Linked DNA regions of Homo sapiens: regions 2, 3, 4 and 5 are each linked to region 1. A link is an interaction called in ENCODE POLR2A ChIA-PET data of the cell type or tissue named here. Cell type or tissue: HepG2. All regions are shown on one strand. Region 1 has its middle 7.8 kb from the start of LINC00844. Region 2 has its middle 78 kb from the start of LINC00844. Region 3 holds the start of PHYHIPL (phytanoyl-CoA 2-hydroxylase interacting protein like). Region 4 has its middle 70 kb from the start of CCEPR. Region 5 overlaps LOC102724768 (a long non-coding RNA gene).

Region 1 (4,000 bases):
GGAAGTCAGTTTCATCTTTATCAATGGGTTGCAATACTGTATTGCTGTTCCCCTATTTCCCTTATATACAAATCTTCCCACGTGCTTCTTTTTCTGGGATGTTGGAATGATGTACGATGAAGGTTTCTCAAGTACTAGTGAGACTGAAGTAATTTTCTACATAATGTACCACAAACAGATTTAGAAATGTCGATTTTAGATGCTATGATGCATACTCAAATTTTCCATGCAGCAGGTTAGATAGTAGCATGACTAAGTTGAAGGGCCAGTGATCTCAAATGTCTCATTGGTGTTTCATATACTGAAATATTAACAAAGTAGAAAATCAAAATGAGAGCAATTTAGGGATTCTCATGTCCCCTGATTACAGGCTAATTTCTATGGGTCCAATTTCAGACAAAGAAAAGAGTGATAATGGAAAGGAACACAGCCGGGAAAACAAGAATGACAAAAAGCACAGAAAAAAGGGAATTGAAGCGAAATCACAGGGTCATCATCAAAAGACCCCATCTCCACAAAACAACACTATTACAATCCTCCCTCTTCTCAGAATCCTCAGCTGGGCTACTGGGCTGCTCTATCAAAAAATTGGCAACCCCTGTATACTGCAGTGCATCAAGCACTGTTTATTGCCAGTTGAAAAGAAAGCTTGTTTGCATTTTAGAACACTCTGGTCTGAGATGACTTTTCAGTGCTGCCTGGGAGCCAAGTTCCCCAGGAGAATCACAGGGTCTCTTCTGATCCCCACCTTTTCTTGGACATGCTCGGCAGCTGAGACTGCCTTGTGCCTAAAAGTCAGCTGGTTTGCAAGAGAAAATGTCCAGAAAATGTCCTGCTACACACTGGGAGGGTCCATAAGAAAGTAAGGCTGGGGCAGTTCTGCTGTGAGAGGGCGGAATGTGGAAAGAAACAATGCAAAGATGTTGGTAAATTCCACTGAAGGCTGAGGGACAAAAGAACAACTTTGTATTAATTAGGTTTTTGTTTGTTTTTGTTTTTTGAGACACGGTCTCACTCTGTCACCCAGGCTGGAGTGCAGTGGCGCAATCTCAGCTCACTGCAACCTCTGCCTCTCAGGCTCAAGCAATTCTCCTGCCTCGGCCTCCCAAGTAACTGAGACCATAGGCACATGCCACCACACCTGGCTAATTTTTGTATTTTTAGTAGAGACGGGTTTCGCCATGTTGCCTAGGCTGGTCTCGAACTCCTGACCACAGGATCCACCTGCCTCCGCCTCCCAAAGTGCTGGGATTAAAAGTGTGAGCCACCGCGCATGGCCAGTTAGGCTTTTTTAATGGTGCCAGTAACAACACCCCAACTCAAACCTGTAAGCAACAAACGAAATTTGATTGACTCACATAACTCAAAAGTTAGACTCAGGAATATTTAGATCAGATGTTCAATGGTTTCTTTGGACTCTCTCTATTTGCTGGGCAGCTGTCCCCTGTGCTGACTTATTCTTAGGCAGGCTCTCCCCAGTGATGGCGAAAGTGATCACAAGCCAAACTTACTTTTAACCAGTTTCAAAACCTCATCTGGAGGAGTTCACTTCCTTCCCAATAATTCAAGCAGCAATTTGGGGACTAGCTCTGGGCCATGTGCCTAGTATGGGTATGGACAATTCTCTAAAGGAAAATTGAGGTCCTGTTACCAGAAGAAGGAGAGATGGACTTGGGACTGTTGAAAACCAACTAAACAACTTACCCACTGGGCTTTTTGGATACTCCATTTTAATTATTAACTAGAAGCAGAAGTTGCACAATTGAAGATAGCCCTTTATTTATCTCTTTACACATTGACTCATAATCATCTATGATTTCTCCTCAGGAAAATATCAAAGACTATGATACACTAGGGCACCTGAGTGTCATGCCATTTTGAAGCTTAGACAGAATACCAATAGAAATGACAAGTTCTTCCTGTGAGTTTGCTGACACAGGGTTCTTTAACACCCATGCTAAATTAAGCAGCTAAATCAAGAGCTACCTCCCATAGCTCCAAGGTAAAGCAAGGATGCGTCAGCCAATTTTCTGACAGAAATTGATAGCTTTTGTGTGCGTGTGTGTGTGTGTGTGTAAGTGCCTTCATATTTCCGACCCCTTCCATGTTTCTTTCCATTTTGCTGACCACAAGGAACCATCATTATTTACATTAGCAATTCCCAATTGTTTTTAAAAAGTGAGAATTCCTTTCTAAGAATTCATAAATGTCTCATGATAGTAGTAAAATCTCTTGCCTATATTTACATATTGAATAAGAAAATACATACTGTCAAATAAATTTAATGTTATTAAAACCATTTGTGTCATATTGATTACAACACCTACTTACATGTGAAAAATGAATAGTATATGTATGTATAAGATGTATTATTGTTTTCCATCTATGTAGGGATATGTAGATGTCTTGCAATAATTACATAAACCTTTTCTGTAACAAGGTCAAGGAATTGGGGTCAGGTGACAGAATGATTCTTTTGTAGCTCCAGTGTTTGTTTTAACCCAGAAGGCCAAGGTCTCCAGATGTTAGGTCACAGCCCTGCATTCTGCCTCTTTTTTTTGCTCTGTTTCCATGTCCTTCAAATAACTAACTCAAGCTCAAATTTTAACAGAAATTGAACTGACCAGCAGCCAAGGGAGTTGACACGTGATTTATGAGTCAGGAGACTTGAAGATGGTGACTTAACACAGCTTCCAGATGCTGAAAACGAAAGTGACTCAAGACATACACTCCAGGTTGAAGGCATATGCCAAAAAGAGAAAAGTGGGAAGTGTGATTTAGGGCCTATCTTCCAAAGGGTAATGATGAATCTCCTCAGAGGCATAGCATTTCACTTTCAATCAGGATACAAAGATAGCAGGAAACATTTATACCAAAAGGGAAATTTGTTCAAAAAGTAGAAATTTATGCAAAGATAATTTTTTGAGGTGATATTTTTGACAGTAGAGCTGGCAACTGTGTTTAGAGGTCATTCCCACACTCTGGGTACCACTCATGACTGTCATGCTCTGACGAGCTCCTAATCTCTCTCCTAAATCCTTCCTCCCTCCAGCTTCACAGATGAGACAGAGTGGAGATGAAGAAACAGTCTCAAAATTATAACTGTGAACCATAGAATTTCCTCTGATCTTTTGTGTGCAAAACAGTAAATAATAAAAAAAAAAGAGAGAGAAATTTAAAAATTGAATTTCCCCTCCAAATCACAAGCATTTATAGTTGGAAAATTTCAGTACTAATTTGTAGACAAGTGTCTAACATTTGGTAATCCGTATGTCATTACAGATATGGGTCAAAAATGGTACATTTAGCTGAAAAATTATGTAAAAAGAAAGTATTATGAAAGGATAGAGACAATTATATTTCTTATATCTGAACAGTATTAGTGTGTTTCAATGATCACTTTATTCTCAGTGTAACCTCAGCCACTGGAGAATGCTGATACCTAAAAGTTATGATGATTAAGAATGTGGTCTTTGAGGTCGGGCACAGTGGCTCACACCTGTAATCCCAGCACTTCGGGAGGTGGGGGCGGGAGGATTGCTTGAGGCCAGGAGTTTGAGACCAGCCTGGCCAACATGCTGAAGCCCCGTCTCTACTAAAAATACAAAAATTAACCAGGTGTGGTGGTGCAAACCTGTAATCCCAGCTACTCAGGTGGCTGAGGCAGGAGAATTTCTTAAACCAGGGGGGCAGAGGTTGCAGTAAGCCAAGATCGTGCCATTGCACTCCAGCCTGGGTGACAGAGGAAGACTGTCTCAAAAAAAATAAAATAAAATAAAATAAAAGTGGGCTTTGGAAGGAGACTGAGGCTGGGAAGTCCTACTTCTGCCATTATCCAGCCCTGTAACCTTGGGCAAATCACTCAACTTCTGTAAACTACACTTTCCTTATTCATATGGTGATATTACAAATTTGCGAGATAAAATTAGTTATGACATAATTTATGTAAAAACACTTAGAAAAATGAATGCAACATATTAACTACTAATAAATGTTGACT
Region 2 (4,000 bases), 70 kb before region 1:
CAAATGCAGGGTGCTCAGGCATTTGCCTTTCTTTCTAGGGTTTATATTTTTCTCTATCCAGGTACTTCATACCAAGTTTCCAAGAGGCTTGGAAGTAATAATGTAAAACCACTTGATTTTTTTTTTAATCTATACTATACTAGAGCTGTGTTCTAAGTTGGAGAATATGTTCCTTGACTCTTCCATACTTTAGAAAATATCCATCTTTTTAGGGTAGACTAGGGCAGCCTTCACTTCTCTTTGGTCTGAGAACTTTAATCATGATATGTAGGGGCCAGACCATCAGTCACAAAACCCATTCCAAAATCACATGGACGGTTTCATGCACATCAGACTTGCCACAAAATTCCAGATTTTTAAGGTGTTAGGATGATAACTTACTAAACACTTACTATGCAATGGGTAGCATTATAAGGGCTCTATATACATTATTTCACTTGAATCATAATACATCAGCTCTGAATGACTGTCAGTTCAATGGAATTGAATGTCTCATAAAATACTTCTAAAACCTTTTTTGGGGTTTGGTTTAAGTTGGTCCTTTATATGATTGGTACATAGTGGTTTGTGTTTTTGTGATTGGATACTGAGTATTTGGCTTCTCTTCCTAATTTTGAGATTATTAGACTCAACGGTAATTACTGAAAATTCATTATCTATAACTGGAGGTGATTTTGAGCATTAATAATGCATTTGAAGTGTTCTCATTTGGTGTTTGAAAAACATAGTGTTCTAAAAAGTTTGAGTTCTTGGCACCATTGTTCCTTCTGGGAGTTTGCTCAGCTCCTTAACTGAGCCATTTTCATTAATCAAACTGTTGCTTGGAGCTAGGATAATACCATAGGAAGTTCTCGTATGAATCTCACTTTGGCCTTTACTTGGTTAATATTCCATTTTGAAATTCAGTTCATGGGTTATGTCTCCCTTCACTGACTTCTGTGAAAGTAAAACATTTATGTGTTAAATTGTTACCTGCTTACTTGCTTTTTAAAGAGAAGTCCAAAGGTTAACAAAATAGAAATATTTTCTCAGCAAAGCTCGGTTGTAATATTAAACTTCCAGTTTGTTTCTGGAACCAGATCCACAGGAAAGCATTCTCTACTATGTGGAACTGTTTAAACACAGATGCTTTTGGTCCTGGTCTCTGCTGCAGTGGTTCTGATCATGGCTGTGTGTAGAATAACCTTGGGAGATGTTTGAAAGTATAGATCTTTAGATCCCCATCACAGCTCTAGTGAATAACAGTCTCTCAAGTATGGCCTGGAACATCTGTATTTTATTTATTTTATTTTATTTTATTTTATTTTATTTTATTTTATTTTATTTTAGAGACAGAGTCTCGCTCTGTCACCCAGGCTGGAGTGCAGTGGCGCGATCTCGGCTCATTGCAACCTTTGCCTCCCAGGTTCAAGTGATCCTTATGCCTAAGCCTCCTGAGTAGCTGGGGTTACAGATGCATGCCACCCCACCCGGCTAATTTTTGTACTTTTAGTAGAGACGGGGTTTCGCCATATTGGCCAGGCTGGTCTTGAACTCCCAGCTTCATGATCCGCCCACTTCGGCCTCCCAAAGTTCTGGGATTACAGGCATGAGCCACTGCACCCAGCCGGAACATCTGTATTTTAAAACCACTACCATCAGCACCACTGACCACCAGCTCACTGCATGATTCTTGTGCCCAGCCAGGTTCAGACCCACTGCCCTGAAAGGGTCTGATCAAAAATGGAAGACGGCCATGTCTCTACTTGGCCAACAGCTTAGACAATCAGAAGTGTGCTCTGGGGAATACATCAGAATCTCCTGTGAAGCCTACTTAAAAGGCCAGTTCCAGGACCCTAACCTGGACTCTGAATCATAATTTCAGGGTCTCAGAAATCTCTGCTTCTGTCAGGGTCCCCAAGGGATTTCCACGCACACTGAAGTTTTAGAATTCCTTTTTATATGAGTGAGCAATCAACCACCTAGGAATACTGTATTGAGTTCTGTGCTGTTATTTTATTTTACTTCTTATTTGTGGGCACAATCAGAATCATTCTAAGGAATTGTTCTCAAAATTTTTTTAAAGAATTAGTGCCCCTTAGTGAAATCTATGAATCTTCTCCCTAGAAAATTTCACACAGGCACATACACATATTTCACACTTTTCATTTCAGAAGGTTCACAGACTTGAGACCAATTTATATATTCCAGATTAAGAACTGGTGTCCTGGAGAACTGAGTTGATTGACTTCAGTAAACATTTTGTCTTGATGAGTCCACTGCAGAACACAGCAGGTCTACAGAAATAGAGGAGATGTCTGGCTCAGAGAGGTAGAGTGGAAGTGAGAACAGGGAAGAGGACACCCAGTTAAGGCCCTGGTCAACATGAAGTCCAAGCTGAATGGAGGCCTTCTTTTATAAGACCCCCGAGACCAAGGATGTGCGCAAACACTCTCTTTTTCCCTCTGACCCAAGAACACTGTGATAGGTAATAGCTGTTTCTCAATGAAATAAACATTTTTTAATACCTACTATATGGCAGCCATTGCCACAAGCTGGAGGTACAGAGATGGATCAGACACATGTGCTGGTTTCAAACGGCTCACAGCTAGTGGTATATTCCATATTGCTGGCTCTCTCACAAACCTCACTATCATGATCATGAAATATCCAGCCAAAGACATTAACCGCAGTTGCAGAGATTTGCCTGACTGCTTTCCTATTTGGTCTTTCAGCCCACTGCTCAGTGCATTCCTCTGTGGGCTCTGCTCCTGGCCTCCATCCCTAGCCCTCCAGATTTGCTTCTCCTCCTTTGGGTTTGGTGACCCATTTGGACTTCCTTCTCTGGCATATGAACCTCATATTTCCTGGACATTTGGCTCTACATACTCTAATGGCTTTGGTGCCCCTGGAGCTCTGGCCTCCAACATCAACATCCCTGGCCCTCAAAATCCTCATTAGCACTGCAGTTCCCAACCTGGAGAGAAAGAAACTTTCATTCATTTATTCGACAACATTGAATGTGCCAGATACTATTCTAGGCACTGGGAGCACATCAGTGAGATAAAGAGACAAAAATCCCCAGGCTCATAAAGTTTACATTTTAGCAGGAAGAAATTCACAATAAATGCAAAATAGTTTCATATATAGGCACATAAATAATATATGTAATAAACACAGTCAATTTTTATTACTCATGGACTCCATATTTGTGAATTCATCTAAGTGTTAAAATTTATTTGTAACCCCAGATTAAAATACAGCATTTTTGTGGTCATGTGGTCATTTTAAAACATGCCAGAGCAGTGAAAAACTTGAGTTACCTTACACACATGTCTCTAGCTGGTGTCAAACAAGGCAAAGTTCCGCCTTCCTGTTTCTATCCTCATACTGTAAGTATCATTTTCTTGGTCCATTTAGTCCCACATTTCTTTCATTTTTGTGTTAATGATTTTTCTGTGGAAAATGTTCCCACCCAAGCATCATGCTAAAGTACTGTTTAGTGTTCCTTAGTACAGGAAGGCAGTAACGTCACTTACGGAGAAAATACATGTGTTAGATAAGCTTCCTTCAGGCATGAGTGGTAGTGCTATTGGCCATGAGTTCAATATTAATGAATCAACAATATATATTAAGTAAGGTTCCTTTAAATAGAAACATACATAAAACAAGGTTATGTATTGTTTGGTTGACAAAAACATTGTGACCAGAGACCTGTATAAAGCGTGATGGTTCAGTATTCACTGATTCATTGTTTGCAGTGACATAACCACAGTGAATAGTGAGAATTGACTGTATATATTAATATTAGATTGGATTTTAGTTAATGTTATGGATGAAAAAATAGGTTCCAAGGTATACAGGGAATGTCCAGGGTGGGGGTGAACCTCCACTTTACAATTTGATGTTCAAGTGACATTTGAGCAAAGATGTAAAAAAGGTGAGGGAAGAATCCATGAGTCTCTCTTGGGGGGAAAGTATAGTAAACAGAGAAAAGAGCAAGTACAAGGCCGTAAGGCAG
Region 3 (4,000 bases), 170 kb before region 1:
TGAAATATAGCTCTTATTAGGTACTTAAACACAAAATAGATCTTCTGTCCCATATTCTGCCACATCCTTTTCTATGTTACATAGTTACAGAAGTAAAATAACGAGACTTGAGTGGAAAGAAAGTGAAAGGAGGGAAGCAAAGGGAGTAAAAAGCAACTAGCTGAAAATCTCTCAATACAAAATGATGCTAAGTAAGGTCTGTTTGACAAATTTAATGCAACATTTCATATGCTGTTCTATTAAAAACAAACGACATTATTCCCCCTAAATTATCCCTTTGAAGCCAACCAAGTTAATATTTTTGGAATTGACATGTAAGATAGGATAACAAAATAAGTTAAGCATTTAACAACATCTCTAAACAAAGTATTTCCAAATTTTATACATCTTCTAGTAGAAGAGTTAGCTCTTTGTATTTGTTGGTGTATACTATTTTATAAAATAAAACCCTATTTAATTAGTCTATGTAAATTACTTGGAAGTCTGCAAATAGTAATTTTCATAGATGTTACTTAGTGCCAGCACCCTCCCCAAAATTAAATGTTACATAATTTGTTCATTTTGTGGGATTCCTAATTTGAAAAGAAACAACTAAAAAATAATACCAGAATAAAATAGCTACTCCTCTAGGGGATCACAGTAAATACAGCATTATTTTTTGCACTCTCTTAACTCTGTGAACTTCATTAAAAAGTTTAAATTTTCCCTAATATCTTTGAAACACGTGGTAAATGCGGTTTTAAGTATTGAGATTACTGGGTTCTGAAGAGCAACAATGAATGCCTAATTCCATTGAGTACAAGAATGAGCTTTTGCTTTATCATTGCAATAAATAAAAATGAAGTCTACTTTTATTAGTCTTGTGTTTCTCTCAACCCTAAGAAAATAAAAATATTTACAACTTGCAATGGTTACATTACAAAAAGTCATTTCATAAAAGTCTAAACTAAAATCCAAATGACTTCCTATGCGTTATTAAAAATAATCTTTACAGTCTATAATCATGCAAGCTTACATATGGAATACCAAAATGATAAATGTTTTTAGATACCATAAATATGTGCACTTACTACCATGGTGACTAAAACAGTCTAAGAATAAAGGAAATACAAGCTGTCTTTGCAAACGTATTTATTTATTCATATACTACACCTGTATCAGAAATTAAAGTGGTTTTGGTTTCAAAAAGTTTGAATTCTGGTTTCAAAATTATTAAATATAAATTTATATTAATAAATATAAAATTTAGTAATAAACAAATTCGGTGCTTGCTTGATATAAACGTGCTGAATAGCAATGCGTAACCAAGTGATTACCATTTAAATGACTTTGGAAACAAGACCTCTGCTCCCTATTTGGATTAGGCTGATAAATTTTATGACCTTACTGTGAGCGTATTAGTATCTGTACATAACTTTGGTTAAAGACATGTTTTACAATCATTACCTCTATATACAGTTAAACATTAATTTCATTTACAGTCAAAAGTATTTGGGGCCCTCTTAACAACATGTGAACTGTGTTTCCTTTGTCAGATGTAGAATTTTACAATTATTCGGCCAACCAATTACTAATCAAATGATTTCTTTACAAATGAAGTTTTGTACCACATTACTAAAGTAGCAGACTCTAACTAGTCCAGCTAACCCAGAAGCACTGTAACTAACCACACCGCACACAGCACTAGCTTATGTCTTCAACGCTCAGACCTGTATTCAATCAATTTCCTTCCACAGGAGCCTGCCAACTTCAACAACAGAATAAACGATATAATATCAACACGCAATGGTACGTACTCGCCACAAAGTCTGAATCACAGCACATATATTAGGCCAATATTTTCGACAGTCTGACTCAGAGCCCAGGAACCATGAAGATTGTGTCTGTCCTTGGTGCTGAAATGCACTGTTTTTCTGCGCCCTCACTGAAAAACTGTCATCCTAATCCCAATCCAAGAGGCTAAAAAGACTTGTTAATTTGGGGAGTCTGAGGATGGGAGGTTTAAAAAAGAAAATGATAAGTTTCTGGAAGAGAATGCCAACTAGTGTGTGTGTGTTGGGGGAAGGGGGTTGCTAGAAACATCCCGAGGGCATTTCCCCTTCAGTGCCCAGAGACCCAGGAAATCCGGACTGCGGCAAAGATCGGAAACGCCTCGTCGGGGCAGGAGCCGCGAGCGGGAACGTCGCCCTCGTCCGGGCCAGGCGGGCGAAGGCGGCGAAGGGCGCCACGGTTGTGGACGGCTACTTTCCGCGCCAAGGCGCGAGCCCCGGGGTCCTTTTGTTTCTGGGGTGAGGGGAGGGCGGTGGGCGGAGGGTAACCCACATCTGCATTTATTTGCACAGAGGGGACAACAAAAGACCCTGCCGCCCTGGCGAGCGGCGTCGGCGGAGCCAGAGTGGCCCCGGCGCCTCGGCGCGAACTCTGTCCCTTTCCTCGCGGTCCCGGCCGCTCTTACCGTCCCGGTCGCACAGCTGAATGGCCTCCAGGCTGAGGTTTTTGATCACCTCCTCACAGGGGCTGGTGGGGCTGTTGAGGGCATGATCCAGGCGCGGCACCTCCATTTTTCCAACCCACTCTGAAGCCCGCCTGCTTCGTATCCAGGCTCTCTCTGCCGGCCGGGTGGGCAAGAAGAGCGGGAAAGGGAGGGGGAGTGGCAGAGGGAGGGAAGGAGGCCTGGGACGCGGTGATGCGGCGCCGAGGCTGAGGCGCGGGGCTGGAGAGCCGCCGCGAAGGCGACGGCTGTGGCAGGAGCTCCGCGGAGTGTGCGGCTCTGAGAGACCGAGCAGGACCCGGCGCGAGGATGGGAGGCGCGCGCTCCCGGCGGGGAGGGGACGCTGCTCTCGGGGAACGTGATGTATAGGGCTTCGACGCGCGCACGCGCGCGGGAGAACGCGCCCACCTGCTGGCGCGCGGTGGTCCCTCCCCCGCCCTTCTGCGCGCACGCGCCCCCACCTGCCCTCCAGCCACTGCCAAGGCAACCTCGCGCGTGAGGCGTCGGGCGACCGAGCGCGCGGGAAGGGCGAGCGCTATACGCCGCGCGGCTGCCTCGCCCTCTCTCCTGGTGATAGCCATTTGGCGTCTTCTGTCTGCTCTCGGTGCCTGGCGAAGCCCGAGTTGGCCCTGAGGCGTCTGCACGGGGAGGCGAGGGCGAGCATGTTTGTTGTTTACCAAGAATTGGAAAAATAAGGGCCCGGACTCTTCGGACTCTCTGTACGGTATTGGGGTGTGGGAGCCACCTCCTCCCCTGAAGGTCCCAGGATACTCGCTGCCCGCACCCTGCGGGCTCGGCCGGACATTCCTCGGAAACAGCTGCGTCTGTGTGAGAAATGAGCGGATTACCTGAGGCGTGGAGGGGTTTAGAGACAGCATTTTGCCAGTCCACGACACTGAAGCGGGGCAAACGTGGGAACTCCTTACTGCCAGAAAGGTGAGGGAATGAGGAGATGCAGCAAGCCTGCTGAAAAGGCGGCAGACATGCTGCGGGGCCAGCAGCCACGGGACCAGCAGCCACGCAGTCTGCCTTCGCAGCGTAGCTTCATTCATTCATGCGCGTAGCAAATAAGTATTCAATGCTCACCCTATGCCATTGTTCTGGGCGTCAATGAAGGGAGTATAAACAGCACCTGCTCCCATGGATTTGGAAGGAATCTTTGCTACAATAGCTAATGAAGATTGACTTGTGCTTCCTCAAGCTACTCTATAACTTGTATGCCCATTGATTTTAATTGCATTTAAGATTCTGCAGTGCACTTAGTGGATGTGCAAACGTTTTAAACATAAAATAGAGGTCACAGCCTATTGACCTCTGTTCCCGTTTGCTTCTTTGGAAAAGTTTTTAGTTTTGTTGCTATCTTGGGATCAAAAATAGTGTCCCCTCTTTTCTTAATGTGCTTATAAATTAATATAAGTTCCCTTTTATTGATTTTCCATTTCAAACATAAATGTTAACCAACAAGTAACAGTTTACACATAGATGTCTGTATGCTGCTCTTTCTAGTCA
Region 4 (4,000 bases), 100 kb before region 1:
AATAAATTAAAAAGCACAGAGCATTTCTGCTCATAGACAAGGGTTCAGGGTAAATACTAGTTCATTTTTTGGATATATGTTCTGATTTCTCAGCCTCTTGTTTTACTATTCATCCAAAGGTTTTAGATCCAGTGAGATGCTCTGACACATGTAGGATTTAAACACAAGCCCAATGCACACCCCGGCAGCCCAGAGGAACATTTTTCAAAATGAGAAATATGTTTGGGCCAATAGCCAACAATGGTAAGGAGAAGCTCAGCATCCCAAATGAGCACACAGAACTCAACTCTCTGAGTTTTATGAAAGTCTCTTTCCTTATTTATCAGGGCAGGATGAAAGGGATGAAAGCTAAAAGGGGTTGTAAACAAAATTTGACCAGGGCCTGTCCAGACAGAACCCTGTCCAAAGGCTCTTCCTTCATCCTGCCAAACACATCAAAGCCTTTCTAATTCATATATGCCTAAAAAGCCATCCCCCCATTCAGCACTGCTCCACAAAACACTGGGGAAAGCATGCCAAGCTTTTACTTACACTAAAAAGGCTAAAAATGTAAACATTTTTAAATGACTAATTTTTATTTTTATCAAAACCATACAGGTATGGTATTTGAAAAGTACTAAGTAGCTTACACTAAAAAAGAACAGTTGCCCCCATATCCCCAGCAACATTAAATCTACTCTTTCAAGCAACTACTTTCAAATATCTGTTTCTTCTAGTATCTATCTCCATGTTTCTATATAACTTTATATTTAATGTTATTTAACTATGTCAATATGATTCACCGCTGGGCTAAGTCATGGTCTATAATTTTACTTTCTTTCTTGAATGTGTATTTTTTTTTTTGTTTTTCCTAAAGTTATTACGTCTTTTTAAAGAACTGGTTTTCTCTGTATTTACACCTACGTCTTTCTACATTCTATAGCTGCCAGCATTTCAATAGAATTGTCCACAAATATAACCTGTCAGATAATTTCTCATTTCCATTCTTTTTTCTTGAGACTTTCCTCCTAGAGTCAATTTAGGCCTCCTATTTTAAATTTTAAATGGATTCCTAAAAGTCACATTGATCCACTATCTAGGACCCATGGTTTTTTCTTTTTTTAATGGCCTGATTTCAAGATCAATTCCAAAGGATCCCTGAAAAAAACAATTATTCCATTTATGGTTTAGAGGTAGCCTAAAATAGAATATTGAACCAATTTACATATTACTCTTAATGGTGGCAACTGATATGTTCTCACAAATGGCAAAATCAAAACAACCTAATAGAACAACCTAAAAATGGTGATGAGCTCTCCTAATAAGAAAGCCAAAGGCCGAGATGTGAAAATGGAGAAGGCTTAAAAATTTGTGTTTTCCCCTCAAGTTCCATTGAGTTATCTGACAGTTGATTGTCATCTGATTTTGTCAATTCACTATAATTGAACAACATGTACAAGCAACAAGGAAAAATCAATTCGGTGACCATGAGAAAAAGAGAAATGAGTTGTAGACTCACTGGGAAAGTTTATAAAGCCTTCTCTGTAGGGTTTAGTTATTGCTTTTTGTTCTGAAACAGCAGCACTGAAGCACAAAAATGCAAGTAATTGGGGTCAATGTTCAGTCAGATCCCTCAAAAAAGGATCTCAAGCCAACCAGCATATGGTATGCAGTGTCCTCTGTTAGAATAAAACTTTGACTTCAAATAAACATGTGATGCCTCTAACTTTTCCACTGGGGAAAGTTAATGAGTTTTTTTTGACAAGTGTAGCAAAGATGTGATTTTCAGAAGTGAAAGTCTAAATACCTAAAACTCCTTGGGTAAAAAAAAAAAAATTATACTCTTGAAAGGAGACAAAATGCACATTAATTCAAATGCCTTTTTGTTTTTTTGTGTAAATCTCTTAGGGCCAATAGGGAAGAAACTGTGTCAAAATGGGCAGAAATGAGATTCCAGGATCTCACCAAGAGGAACACATAAATATTCAAGAATTGATTTCAATGTTTTGTGCAAAGGAGGTTGTAGGCTGCTGGACTGGGGATTAGGCTATTAGAACTTTGTCCAGATACTTATGGAGAAGTTCATCCTTTCTCACTGACCTAGGAAGAGACAAAAAATGGCAAAAGGGAGCACTGACTTTTCTGAGAAATGTTGACAACTGGCCTGAATGTCTGTTCCTCAGAGGTTGCCTGCTTGTTTTCTCAAGTCCAGTGTGCACTTGCAGACATAGCATGTTTAAAGGTATCACTTAACTTTCTAAGTGTCAGTTTCTTAAATGGAAAATAATAGCAGTACCTGTAAGAGCTGTTCTGAGAATTGAAACTTTACGTAAACAACAAATTGCATTCAGAAAGCTTTTGTAGAGTCTTGAAAATTCAGGCCACAAGCATATGAGTGTCTCCTATACTCCTGAAAGCAGCCCTCTATACTCCTGAAAACATGTCCCCAAGTTGATGTGAAAAAGTAAAAGCAGCCTTTATTGACTTCTGATCCTTCTAAATCTTCAGTTACCTCCCTCTTCTGCCATGGAACCCTTGGGCATTCCAGCCTTCATTGACTTCTCCCCCTTTAAATTTCTGCAGCTTTTAGTTTTACTCACTCAGGTACCCACACCTTACAGACTTTCGGCTATTTATATTTTTCTGGGTGGAAGTCTCTCCAATACGAAGTTGAAAATTCCTTAAGAACAAAGACAAGTTGTGGTTGTTTTTGTATCCTCTATGGTACTTAGCTAAATGTCATGCTCAGAGTATTTGTTCACCGCCTGTTGATTCTTGTTCAGTGGAACATCTCCTTCTATGTTGGTGTTTGTCAAACCTCACTGCACATTACATTCACCTGAGGTTATTTTGTAAGATACTGATGTCCAACCTCATCTCTCAAGATTCTAATTAAGTGGAACATGAATAAAACCTGGGCATTTATTTGTATGCCCAAAATGTTCCTTGGGTGATTCTAATAGACCACTGCCCCATGCCCTCTTTTAAGACAAGTTCTTCTGTAAAGCTGGGCAGAGAAATAAACATGGTGGGAAAGTTGAATAGGCTTCTCTTAGGTGCTAATTATTTGGAAATCTTAAAAGTTCCCTAACACCCCATCCCGGCACTGGGATGTCTCAGGTAATGCAGACCTTTGGTGATACCTATTTTGTATACCTGAAACAGAAGTCTTAGTTAGAAATATTCTTTAGTGGGCCAATAGTCCTCTTGGTATAGGGATTTAGAGGTCAGCATGAGCCTCTGTCCTGAGTTCATGACAGTTATAAAGCTAAAATAACTCTTTTTCACATACTAGAAGTTCTACCAATTTAGGGGTGTGAGAGTTAGAAGAGAAGTCCAATCCAAATACGTTCCCTGCCAAAGAGTCATCTTTAATAGCCAAGTTATGTTTCAAAAACTAATTATGCCAACATATAATATTAAGATTATGCTTTCAATTAGCTTATAATCCATGAAGAAACACTAAGATATGAACCTATGAAAACTAGCGAACAGGATAAAAAATCACAAGTATCAAAAGAGAAAAATAATAATGGCTACTAATAATTAGATGTTTACTGTGTACCACACATGGTGCCAAATGCTTTACATACATTATTCTATTTAAGCCTTGCAATTCTAAAAGGAAGAAATATTTTATATTATCCTAATTTTGCAGATGAAGGAACCAAAGTGTGAAAATGTTGAGTTACTTGCATAGGGTTAGACAGCTAGAAATGGTACAGGGAGGATTTAAAACCAGACAGTCTCACTGTAGAGTCTATACCATGGGTGTTCAGAACCACTGCTTTGTTTTGAGGAGCATGTAAGAGCAGTGGTTGTTCAGAGGAGCTACAGAGTACTGTATTGTGAGATGTGATGAACAAAGAAAAGCATTTACAGTGGTGGTATGATTTCAGCTGGCCCTGAAAAGAAGTTTGAATATAGACAGAAGACAAACTTGGGGAGTTCATCACGTGTATCTCAGTTCTTCAGAAGCCCTTAAGAAACAACTAGATCAACTGTGGCTCCAGAAAATACT
Region 5 (4,000 bases), 51 kb before region 1:
AAGCTCAGTCTTCTAAATGTTAACTTTTTTTCGTCTTAAAAACCTTTCACATAGGTTCTACCTCAGAGCTATTTAGAACTAGAATCTAGCAAGAGAATAGGAGGTAGGAGGACAGTAGAGTATCTCTGCAGTAGATTCAGAAGATCATCTAGAATTGGGAACCACTGTCTTAAGTTTTATTTTTCCCTAAAATTAAAAATCATTATCAACACATGAGAATTATTTGATTTCAGAACCATGTTTCTCTTAAGTCTGACAAAAAGACTGAAAGGAAAACTGTAGGCTTTTCCTCGTGTAAATGAACATTTTTAAAAGATATCAGGTACCCAAATACAATGTGATATTTTAACATTTTATCCTTAAGTGATAACATTGTATGTTTCATTTAAATTTTTCATATATTGGCTTCTCTCTGACTTGTACTGTCAGACTATTCTACTAGGTTGAAAGTTCCAATTAGGATAAATTCTTATCATTCTATTCAGTCTCTTTGTACCTTCCTTTTCCTGACTCTCTTTTCAATTAGCAAATCAACAGATTAATTTTACCTAATGATACCGTATTTCTCTTGCCCAGGTATCACAACAACAATCTAACAGAAGCTTAAGTATGCTTAAGAAGACAATGAGACCAAATGTTTAAAATCAGAACTTCCCTGGAAGATGCAAAACACACCTTTTCCTCTTTTTGAAATGCTGAGATTTTCTTATCCTCACATAGATCTCTTAGCTGTTCTAAGCACCTCCTCCTACCCTCCCACAGCATATCAGCTGCTAGGTGTATCTTAACTAATTTAAATACCATGTTGAGGCTTGCTGTGCAAGAACTACTCTCTGATTCACAAACATGGTTCCAATACAAACTGTTTTGAAGATGTAGGCTTTGGAATTATAGAATGCTCTGTAAACTCTTCTAAAGTGCATGTAAACCTAATCAGATTTAAATGGTTTTCCTTTCTCTCCCATTAATTTATTCACTTCACTCTACAAACATCTATGGGGTGCCAGGGGCTATGATGGGCTCTGAGTACAAAGATGAAGAGAGCCCAATATACCCACCAGTCTGGAGGAGCAGAGACAGTAAAACACATTAAACAAATGATTATGGCCATGTTAATTATAACTCAGTGATAAGAAGTACAGTAATAGTTTAGTAATAACTAAATACTAATTACTATTGGTAATAGTAATAACTGAACAAGAAGTTATGGCGAGGCACAGGAAGGAGAAATTGCCTGGAGAAGGATGGTGTTGCGAGAACGTCTCTCCAAGGAGTTACCATTGGAATGGAATCTTGAAAATTAAGTAGTTTGCTAAGTTCATGAGACAGGGGAGTGCAGAAGGAAACAAACGGCTTAACTGAGGAACTGAAATGCATTCAGAACTGCAGAGTGAGGTGTGAAATTATAAAGATAGATCCAGATCATAAACGTGCTTGTAAGGAACATCCCACAAAGCAGTCTCCTGAAGGAGAGATGCAAAGGACTTTTGGAGTCGGCCCTGGGTAGACTATGAGAGAAAGAGAGAGAGAGAGAGAGAGAGAGAGAGAGAGAGAGAGAGAGAGAGACAGAATTGTGACAGCTTTCAACGCCTTCCTTCTAGACCAGGTCTCCAAGGCTGCTCTGCTTTCCCCGTCCTAAAACTGATTCTTCAGTGATTTCTTTTATCGTGTGTCCCCTCCTCTCCATTAGCCTTCTAATGGCTTGAGCTACTTTGAATCAGGTTTTTGGCACTGACACTCTGGTGCACTGACTAATGATGAGGTCCCCATTGACCCCTCTTCTTCCAGAAATGCCCACAGTCCCCTACCCTGGATGGAAAGAGAGGCTCTTCCCGAAGTTCCCATATGTCATAGTAAACCCCTGTCCAAAAATTCCATGCCCAAACAAACATAAAAAAAAAACACATACACACACACACGCAAAGCAAACACCTTTTACTTAAGAAAAAGCAGCGGCTGTTCTTAGAAGTAGACCACTAACAACAAAAAGTAACAGCTGTGGCATGGATAACCCTGATTATTTGCTTAAACTACTATGCCAGTTGCACAATAGAGCAAATGGAACTACAAATGGAACTCCAAACATCAAGCAGACAGGATATAGAGTCACTGCTATTTGTGAGTCTTTTTCATTTCGTCTACGTGTTTGAGGATGGGAGAGACTCAACTTAGAAGGTTAAATTTGTGGTCTTTATTTCCACCACACTAGTAGCATGATCAAATGTGCATTTAAATCAGATTTTTCTGGTTTGCCGCTTGGGAAATCCCTGCGCTATAATTCTTCAAAGTGGGTGTAAAGTGAGTTTATCCAGTGTGTGGTTAGAAGAATTAGAAACCATGCTGATTTCCTAAAACACACACACACACGAATATATATAAAAACATCAGATTAAGGGCAAGTGCATCAGTTATCTAGGGCCAAGACCGACTGCTTAAAAAAGTGCCCCAGAAAAGAATTCAGTTTCTATTCACTTAGAAAGAAATAGGTGGTCTCTGTCAACATGAGGGGCCAGATTGGAAAGCCTTTTGCAAGCCAAGTGCTGAGTTGCTGGACTGAGCTGACTGGAGCCTGGCTGTCTCCAGCCCTGGGCAGATAACACTGGCTTCAGGTTCTAGAGGCATTTCCAGGGCAAACCCCAAAGAGGCTGCATTCCTGTAATCTGGCCTGAGTGTTCTCACAGCACAGAGGGAAATGAGACTATCTCTGACTTGCCAATCTCCATCTGAAAAAGCATACCCCATTGGCAGCAGCCTCTTCTCCCAAGGATTCTGGGAGAAGATCCAGACAGAAGCACTTTATGTGGGGCAAAGGAGGCACCACTTCAGCATCCTATTTCCTCTCCTGGCAGACAGACATTTTTCTATTTGTCTGTTGCAGAAACTAGAACTGGATTGTGTGCCTAGGACATCTAAAAGATGGAAATCAGTGACTGAGGGAAAAACTGCAAAGGTTATGAGGGGGCCAGGAAGAGAGGAGGGAGAGCAGAGAAAACTCAAATTTAGGTACCAATGCAAATCCCATGGGTCTGGCTAATACTGACAAAGAGCCTCTAGTGGGAGGCTGAGATGGGGCCAGCTTGCTCAAGGGACTTCCATTAGCAGAGGAAAGTTTCTGGTTTTGGAATTGTTGGCGTCATCTGCCATATTTGGGGTGAAAATCTTCTGTTTTTACCTAAGGATGAAATGGTTACCATTTAGATGGCAAGAGAACACTAAAACTACAATAGCAACAAAAACCCATTCTTGCTGGTTGGCCATATGAAAGCTCTTTCTCCTCAGTCTCAGACTACTCTTGGATCTCTCACATATCCCCAAACCTGGCCAATATATACCAGCTACGAAGCTTTTATTTGTTAAAAATGACATTGTTACTATTTTCTAACTATATATGCTCCTTGGAGAGAAAAAAAATCAAAGAAACATAGAAAAGCACAATATTAAAAGTGAAAACAATCCAAAAGTTCATCAACTGCTATAAACATTTTTGCAAATCATCTTTCCATTCCCCTTCCTTTCCTTTGCTGAATCCTTCCTGCTCCCAAACATTTATTGAACATTTACTTGGTCAGTGTTCCCCAACCTTTTTGCACCAGGGACTGGTTTCATGGAAGACAAATTTTCCATGGACGGGGGGTGGGGGCGGGAGTTGGGGGATGGTTATCAGGATGATTCAAGCACATTACATTTATTGGGCACTTTATTTCTATTATTATTACATTGTAATATATGATGACATAATAATACAACTCACCATAATGTAGAATCAGTGGGACCCCTGAGCTGGTTTTCCTGCAACTAGATGGTCCCATCTGGGAGTGATGGGAAACAGTGACAGGTCATCAGGCATTAGATTCTCATAAGGAGTGCACAACCTAGATCCCTTGCATGTGTGGTTCACAATAGATTCCTACGATGATCTAATGTCACGGCTGATCTGACAGGAAGTGGAGCTCAGGAGGTAATGTGAGCAATGGGGAATAGCTGTAAATATGGATGAAGC

Evidence for each region. ChIA-PET counts read pairs that join two places held together with the same protein. Peaks named below come from ENCODE experiments on the same cell type or tissue, not always from the same donor. Only the 100,000 strongest peaks of a DNase experiment are listed, where the experiment ranks them.
Region 2: POLR2A ChIA-PET joins it to region 1 with 15 read pairs; 3 of 35 experiments call an interaction of 5 or more read pairs at or near these places.
Region 3: POLR2A ChIA-PET joins it to region 1 with 25 read pairs; 3 of 35 experiments call an interaction of 5 or more read pairs at or near these places.
Region 4: POLR2A ChIA-PET joins it to region 1 with 13 read pairs; 2 of 35 experiments call an interaction of 5 or more read pairs at or near these places.
Region 5: POLR2A ChIA-PET joins it to region 1 with 10 read pairs; 3 of 35 experiments call an interaction of 5 or more read pairs at or near these places.

What each region holds. Positions count from the first base shown.
Region 1 is chr10:59,005,330-59,009,329 of GRCh38, reverse strand. No RefSeq gene overlaps it. Among named protein-coding and RNA genes, the nearest start is that of LINC00844, 7.8 kb to the right of the region's middle. In HepG2, no CTCF peak of the experiment used is centred here; DNase peaks (open chromatin) are centred at 1,749 and 2,509; H3K4me3 peaks cover 562 bases.
Region 2 is chr10:59,075,048-59,079,047 of GRCh38, reverse strand. No RefSeq gene overlaps it. Among named protein-coding and RNA genes, the nearest start is that of LINC00844, 78 kb to the right of the region's middle. In HepG2, no CTCF peak of the experiment used is centred here; no DNase peak of the experiment used is centred here.
Region 3 is chr10:59,175,415-59,179,414 of GRCh38, reverse strand. PHYHIPL (phytanoyl-CoA 2-hydroxylase interacting protein like) reads right to left here and starts at 2,772. Exons shown (of 5, transcript NM_032439.4): 1 at 2,456-2,772. The coding sequence starts at 2,561. It overlaps CCEPR (cervical carcinoma expressed PCNA regulatory lncRNA), which reads left to right and starts at 2,951. Exons shown (of 1, transcript NR_131782.1): 1 at 2,951-4,000. In HepG2, CTCF peaks have their summits at 2,175 and 3,009; DNase peaks (open chromatin) are centred at 1,854, 2,254, 2,734 and 3,504; H3K4me3 peaks cover 3,861 bases.
Region 4 is chr10:59,104,897-59,108,896 of GRCh38, reverse strand. No RefSeq gene overlaps it. Among named protein-coding and RNA genes, the nearest start is that of CCEPR, 70 kb to the left of the region's middle. In HepG2, no CTCF peak of the experiment used is centred here; DNase peaks (open chromatin) are centred at 366 and 1,586.
Region 5 is chr10:59,056,215-59,060,214 of GRCh38, reverse strand. The region is part of intron 2 of LOC102724768 (a long non-coding RNA gene); the gene reads right to left. Among named protein-coding and RNA genes, the nearest start is that of LINC00844, 59 kb to the right of the region's middle. In HepG2, no CTCF peak of the experiment used is centred here; DNase peaks (open chromatin) are centred at 2,024 and 2,614; H3K4me3 peaks cover 586 bases.